Regions from separate parts of the Mus musculus genome. Here region 2 is linked to region 1. Evidence: chromatin loops called from intact Hi-C (ENCODE). Cell type or tissue: gastrocnemius. All regions are shown on one strand. Links, peaks and the distances in the headings refer to the core of each region. The heading gives the core; the rest is flanking DNA. Region 1 has its middle 17 kb from the start of Cacng8. Region 2 overlaps Prkcg (protein kinase C, gamma).

What was found. Peaks named below come from ENCODE experiments on the same cell type or tissue, not always from the same donor. Only the 100,000 strongest peaks of a DNase experiment are listed, where the experiment ranks them.
Region 2: a loop joins it to region 1, with 4 times the contacts of the local background. A loop is called at or near these places in 8 of 42 quality-filtered maps.

The regions. Positions count from the first base shown.
Region 1 is chr7:3,375,275-3,378,192 of GRCm38, forward strand. No RefSeq gene overlaps it. Among named protein-coding and RNA genes, the nearest start is that of Cacng8, 17 kb to the right of the region's middle. In gastrocnemius, for the core only: a CTCF peak has its summit at 1,797 (motif pointing left); a DNase peak (open chromatin) is centred at 1,789.
Region 2 is chr7:3,328,891-3,331,808 of GRCm38, forward strand. Prkcg (protein kinase C, gamma) reads left to right here. Exons shown (of 18, transcript NM_011102.4): 16 at 145-252; 17 at 938-1,078; 18 at 1,256-2,209. The coding sequence ends at 1,444. Among named protein-coding and RNA genes, the nearest start is that of Cacng7, 2.5 kb to the right of the region's middle. In gastrocnemius, for the core only: a CTCF peak has its summit at 1,463; DNase peaks (open chromatin) are centred at 1,032, 1,459 and 1,979; H3K4me3 peaks cover 747 bases; H3K27ac peaks cover 225 bases.

The sequences.
Region 1 (2,918 bases), core at 261-2,760:
GTGGCTCACAACCATCCGTAATGAGATCTGGCACCCTCTTCTGGTGTGTGTGTGTCTGAAGACAGCTACAGTGTACTTGCATATAATAAATAAATAAATCTTAAAAAAAAAGAAAAAAGAAACATAGAGTAGGCCACTATGAAGATGATAGAAAGGACAAAGAAATGGGACTCCACTTGAACCCAGACCTACCTCACACATACTGGGCAAAGGCTTTTCATCTGAACTATATATCTCTATCTCTATCTATCTATCTACCTATCTACCTGTCTATCTATCTATCTATCTATCAATCATCTATCAATCATCTATCAATCTATCTGTCTATCTATCTATCTATCTATCTATCTATCTATCTATCATCTATCAATCTATCTGTCTGTCTATCTATCTATCTATCTATCATCTGTCTGTCTATCTGTCTGTCTATCTATCTATCTATCTATCTATCTATCTATCTATCTATCTATCATCTGTCTGTCTATCTGTCTGTCTATCTATCTATCTATCTATCTATCTATCTATCTATCTATCTAGTCCTTTCTAAATTTTTTTTGGGAGCCACAGTCTCACTAATTTGTGTAGGCTTGCCTTGAACTCACCCAGTAGCCCAGGCTGGCCTCAGATTTACTATGGTTTTGTCTTCCAAGTAGGCAGGCTGATGTACCTGCACCACCACACCAGCCCATGCCCTTCCACTACAAGGACAAACATTCAGTAGATTTTTTTTTTTTTTAAAGATTTATTTATTTATTTATTATATGTAAGTACACTGTAGCTGTCCTCAGACACTCCAGAAGAGGGAGTCAGATCTTATTGGTTGGATGGTTGTGAGCCACCATGTGGTTGCTGGGATTTGAACTTCCAACCTTTGGAAGAGCAGTCGGGTGCTCTTACCCACTGAGCCATCTCACCAGCCCCTCAGTAGATTTTATAATGCATCTTTATATGCTTCTTTTGTTTTGAAACCCCTTAGAGATTTTTCATTAAAGTAAGTTGCTTATGTAAGCCTGAAGTAGTCTATTTACCAAGTCAGTGTCTTACTGTGGAGTCTAGGCTACACTGAAACTTGTAGAATAGTCAGGTCTAGCTTCAAACTTGAAATCCTGGGGCTGGAGAGATAGCTCAGCAGTTCAGAGTACCCGCTGCTTTTGCAAGAGACCAAGGTTTACTTCCTAGCACGAACACAGTGGCTCATAAATGCCTGTAATTTCAGTTCCAGGGAGATTTGGCACCTTCTTCTAACTTGAAAGCACCAGGCACATACATACATGTAGGCAAAACATTCATATATATATATATATATATATATATATATATATATATATATATATATATATATATATAATAAATTTAAAAAAGTAAAAATTGCCTGAGGAGGGATACCTGAGATTATTCTGTGACCTCCACAGGCATGTATAAACACACACACACACACACACACACACACACACACAAAGCCAGGTTATTGTGGCACACACCTTTAATCCCAGTGCTTGGGAGGCAGAGGTGGGTGGATCTGTGAGTTCGAGGCCAGCCTGGACTACAGAGTGAGTTCCAGGACAGCCAGAGCTACACAGAGAAACCCTGTCTCAAAAAACCAAAACCAAAATATATAAATAAAAGTTTTCAGGGCCTGAGAGAGCTCAGCAGTTAAGCGTGCACACTGTTCTTCCGGAACACTGAGTTGGGTTTCTGGCACCCATGTTGGATGACTCATTTCACCACTTTGGATGACCAAAGTCATCCAACCCTTTCCTGTAACTTCAACTCCAGGGGATCTGGCGCCCTCCTCTGGCCTCTGGGGGCACTACATTTATACACTACTACCTATACAGACGCAAGCATATACCTAAATAATAATAGTTACTATAATAGTATAGCAAAAAATAACTATTTATTGTTATATTAATTATATTATTTATATTTAATGAATATAGATAAATAACTATTATTATTATTAAAGTGCCAAGGAAATGCTAGTGAGGGACTGAGAGTGTATTGAGAGGGCAGAGTACCAGGGCTTCGGATATGGCTAAGCGGTAGAACAACAACTAAGAATGCACAAGGTTATGGATCTGATTTCTGATACCAAAAAGTAAATGAACTAAGAAAAGATAAGGAAGATAAACCAAGTGACTTTCCTACTTTTTATTCTTTTTACTCTCGGCCTCATCCCCAGATAATGTGACCATTAAGCAGTTTCTTCTTTGAGGCAAGTGGCTCTCACCTTTAATGGTTTTGCCTCCATTAAAAAGGCAGTTTCTGGACAAGTTAAGATGGCAGAGTGGCATCGCTAGGGGTCCTGCAGAAGTGTTGGAAGCATCCAGAGCAAAGACTCTCCTGGCTTAACACGTGATTACAGTGAGGATCCAGGCACTACTCGTTCACCTAAGTGTCCCACTGCTTTCCTGTTACTTTCTCCTGACATACCTATCATCTACTCATCAATCTGCCTGCCTTCTGTCTGTCTGTCTATCTATCATCTATTATCTGTCTGTCTGCCCATCTATCATCTAATTATTATTTGTCTGTCTGCCTGTCTATCTATTATATCTATCTGTCTATCATGTATCTATTTATCTATATCTATCTATCTAATCTTTAAAAACAAAACAAAACAAAGCAAAACAAAAACAAGACTCTTGTAGTCTAAACTGGTCCCAAACTCACTGTGTTTTGGAAGGGTGGTTTTGAACATCTAACCCTCTCACTTTTACCTGCCAAGTGCTAGAACTGTGGGGGGACCACCTTCATGCCTGGTTTATTCTGTGGTGGGGATTGAACCCAGGGCTTTATCATGCTAGGCAGTCCTTCTCTACCAACTGAGCCATTCTCTAGTCCTTGCTTTTATATATTTATTGTTGTTAATACAGCCATTGAAATTCCCTCTGAGAATCAGATAAAAATGATGAACA
Region 2 (2,918 bases), core at 140-2,639, 47 kb before region 1:
GCTTTTATCCAAGGCGGTTGGCCATAGGGGAGAGGTGGGGATGCGTTATCAGGATGCTTTTGTGTGAAGTGGATGTTGGTGGATGCACATTTGGGAAAGGCTGCCTCTCAAGCCTCTGACTTAGTTCTGCCTCCTTCTTAAAAGCCACCCTTTGATGGGGAAGATGAGGAAGAGTTGTTTCAAGCCATCATGGAACAAACTGTCACCTATCCCAAGTCACTTTCCCGGGAAGCTGTGGCCATCTGCAAAGGGGTAAGAACTCCAACTCCCAGCTTTTTCAGACCCACCACCCATATACCTCGGTGGCCATCTTTTTCAGAAAAAGGCTCCTGTCACTCAAACCTTCCTACAGCCATCTTCTGTAAAAGTCGTTTTGAACAATATTTTGCTACCTCGCTGTCATCCCAGACCAAGAGCGGCCTCTGCCTCACCCTGACCCACAGCAGGAAATGTTGAAAGGGCAAGGCCTGTCTCTCTAGAGCTGGATGGGTCAGATTACCCCTAATCCCCATGACATATTCTTCATGGGTCTTGCTGAGTCATCCAAACTGTGAGCCTCAGTTTCTTCTCCCTGGTTGATGCAGAAGAAAGTGCATGGCCCATAGGAGATCTTCAGTTCTCCCCATCTCTTCCTCCCCTCTTCCTCCTTTTTTGGATTTTTCCTATGTCTCTATTTCCCCCTCTCTGACTCTTTTACCACCACACTTGATTTTTAAAAGCATTTTAAATTTAATTTTTAGCCTATTGATTTGTGTGTGCGCACACACATATACATCAGAACACAGATGTGGAGTTCAAAGGACAATGTTAAGGAGTAATTTTTCCCCTTCCAACGTGTGGGTCCTAGGGATCGAACTCAGATCATCTATTAGACATGGTGACAAGTGCCTTTACTCGCTGAGCTATCTGACAGGTCCTCTCTGTGTGCTTTCCACAGTTCCTGACCAAGCACCCAGGAAAACGCCTGGGCTCAGGGCCAGATGGGGAACCCACCATCCGGGCTCATGGCTTTTTCCGTTGGATCGATTGGGAGAGGTTGGAGAGACTGGAAATTGCACCTCCTTTCAGACCACGTCCGGTCAGTTGCCCTCCCAAACTCCTGTCCCTGGAAGTTGGGGCTCCCGAGCTTCAAAACTTGTATGTGGAGGTGGGGGGCCCTTCTGCAGAGATGCTCCTAAAGGGACGAACAGAGACCACGGGGATGTGCATAGATTTTGATTATCAGGGCTTAATTTTCCTTTCGTTCGTATCATAGTGTGGCCGCAGTGGCGAAAACTTTGACAAGTTCTTCACGCGGGCAGCGCCAGCACTGACCCCGCCAGACCGCTTGGTTCTAGCCAGCATCGACCAAGCTGATTTCCAGGGCTTTACTTATGTGAACCCGGACTTCGTGCACCCAGATGCCCGCAGCCCCACAAGCCCTGTGCCCGTGCCTGTCATGTAATCTCATCTGCTGCCGCTAGGTGTCCCCAGTGCTCCCTCCGCCAAGCCGGCTGTAACACCCATCTACCCTCTCTAGTCCGAATTCTAGGTCTCTTAACCCACCTAGCCTTCTGGCCTCTTTCACGCACCCCAACGAGTTCTAGACGCTGTTTCCCAGCATTGCTGGCATTTTAAACTCAAAGAGTCTCTAGAGCCTTTCTGTGTTCTAGATTCCGTTGTGCTGAGCCCTGATTTTCCCCACCCCCAACATCTGGATACTGTTCCAACTCTTCCCAGAAACCCCACTTGGTAGTTTATGCCTTCTCTCTCCCTAGACCATTCTGGGGAAAATAGTCTCATGAGATTGCCTGCTCCAGACTAAGACTCCAGATCTGCTCCCCGCATCCTTCAAGGCTCCTCCTACCTCCACTTCAGTTGTAGAGTTAAGTGGGAGTCTGGGCTCAGCGTTCCAGACCACCTCCCTTCCACGCTCTGGGGATTCCTGGCATGCACCAAGAATTCTTTCCCCCTACTTTTCTCAGTCAGCTTTTGTTCTAGACTTGTTCCAGAATCCCTCAATGCTCACCTGCCCCGTGCATGGCTCCAGCCTTGGTCGGAATCACACACACACACACACACACACACACACACACACACACACACACAGCCCTTGTCCTCCGCAGTGCCTGCAACTTTCTGGGACTTTCTCATTCCCCACCCCCTTCCTTTATCCTCTCCCACCCAGACACAGCTGCTGGAGAATAAATTTGGGATGCTGATGCTAAAATGTTTGGATGTTTTCTTGTAAAGCTTAGGGGGCGAAGTGGGTGCGGAGGTGGGCTGGCTGTACATAGAAACAAACATGGGGGGTGGTGGAGAGAAAATGCACAGACCTGTAAAATAAAAAGAGAAGACAACTTTTGCATGAGAGCGCCATGCAAACCGTTTTTTCTGAGAAGACCGATGTGACCACATTGGTAACATACTCAATGAATAACCCTTGACCAGTGTGTCAGCAAGTGATCGACCCTCCACCCAGTTACCACACACTCATATTCACCCAGAGCAAAGTGCAGATACAGACAACATACACCAGAATCTAGAGAAGTCCTGGTAAGAAATATGAAAAGCTAGCCTACTGTGGGGAGACAGACTTGTTCAGAAGGACCCCATGTTACAGAAGGTGAGAGAACCAGAACCTGGAAGCTTGGGAACCAGTTAGCAAGGCAGAAGACAGGCAGAAACGTCCTCCCGGCCTCTTTCTCCCCTGACCCACTTTGCAAGTACGTGTGGAGGAGAGCAGGGAGTGAAGGGGACCAATCAAGATAAGACTACGTTTCCCAGCAGACATCGCAGAAGACCCTGCCCCCCTCCCCAGGTGCTGTCCTCTGGCCGCCAGGGCTGATGGGGAATGTAGTCTCTGGATCGGGCAAGCCAGCAGAATGGTGCCCCTGTCAGTGTGTTTGGAGGGGACAGAACCTCAAAAGCTTAGCAGG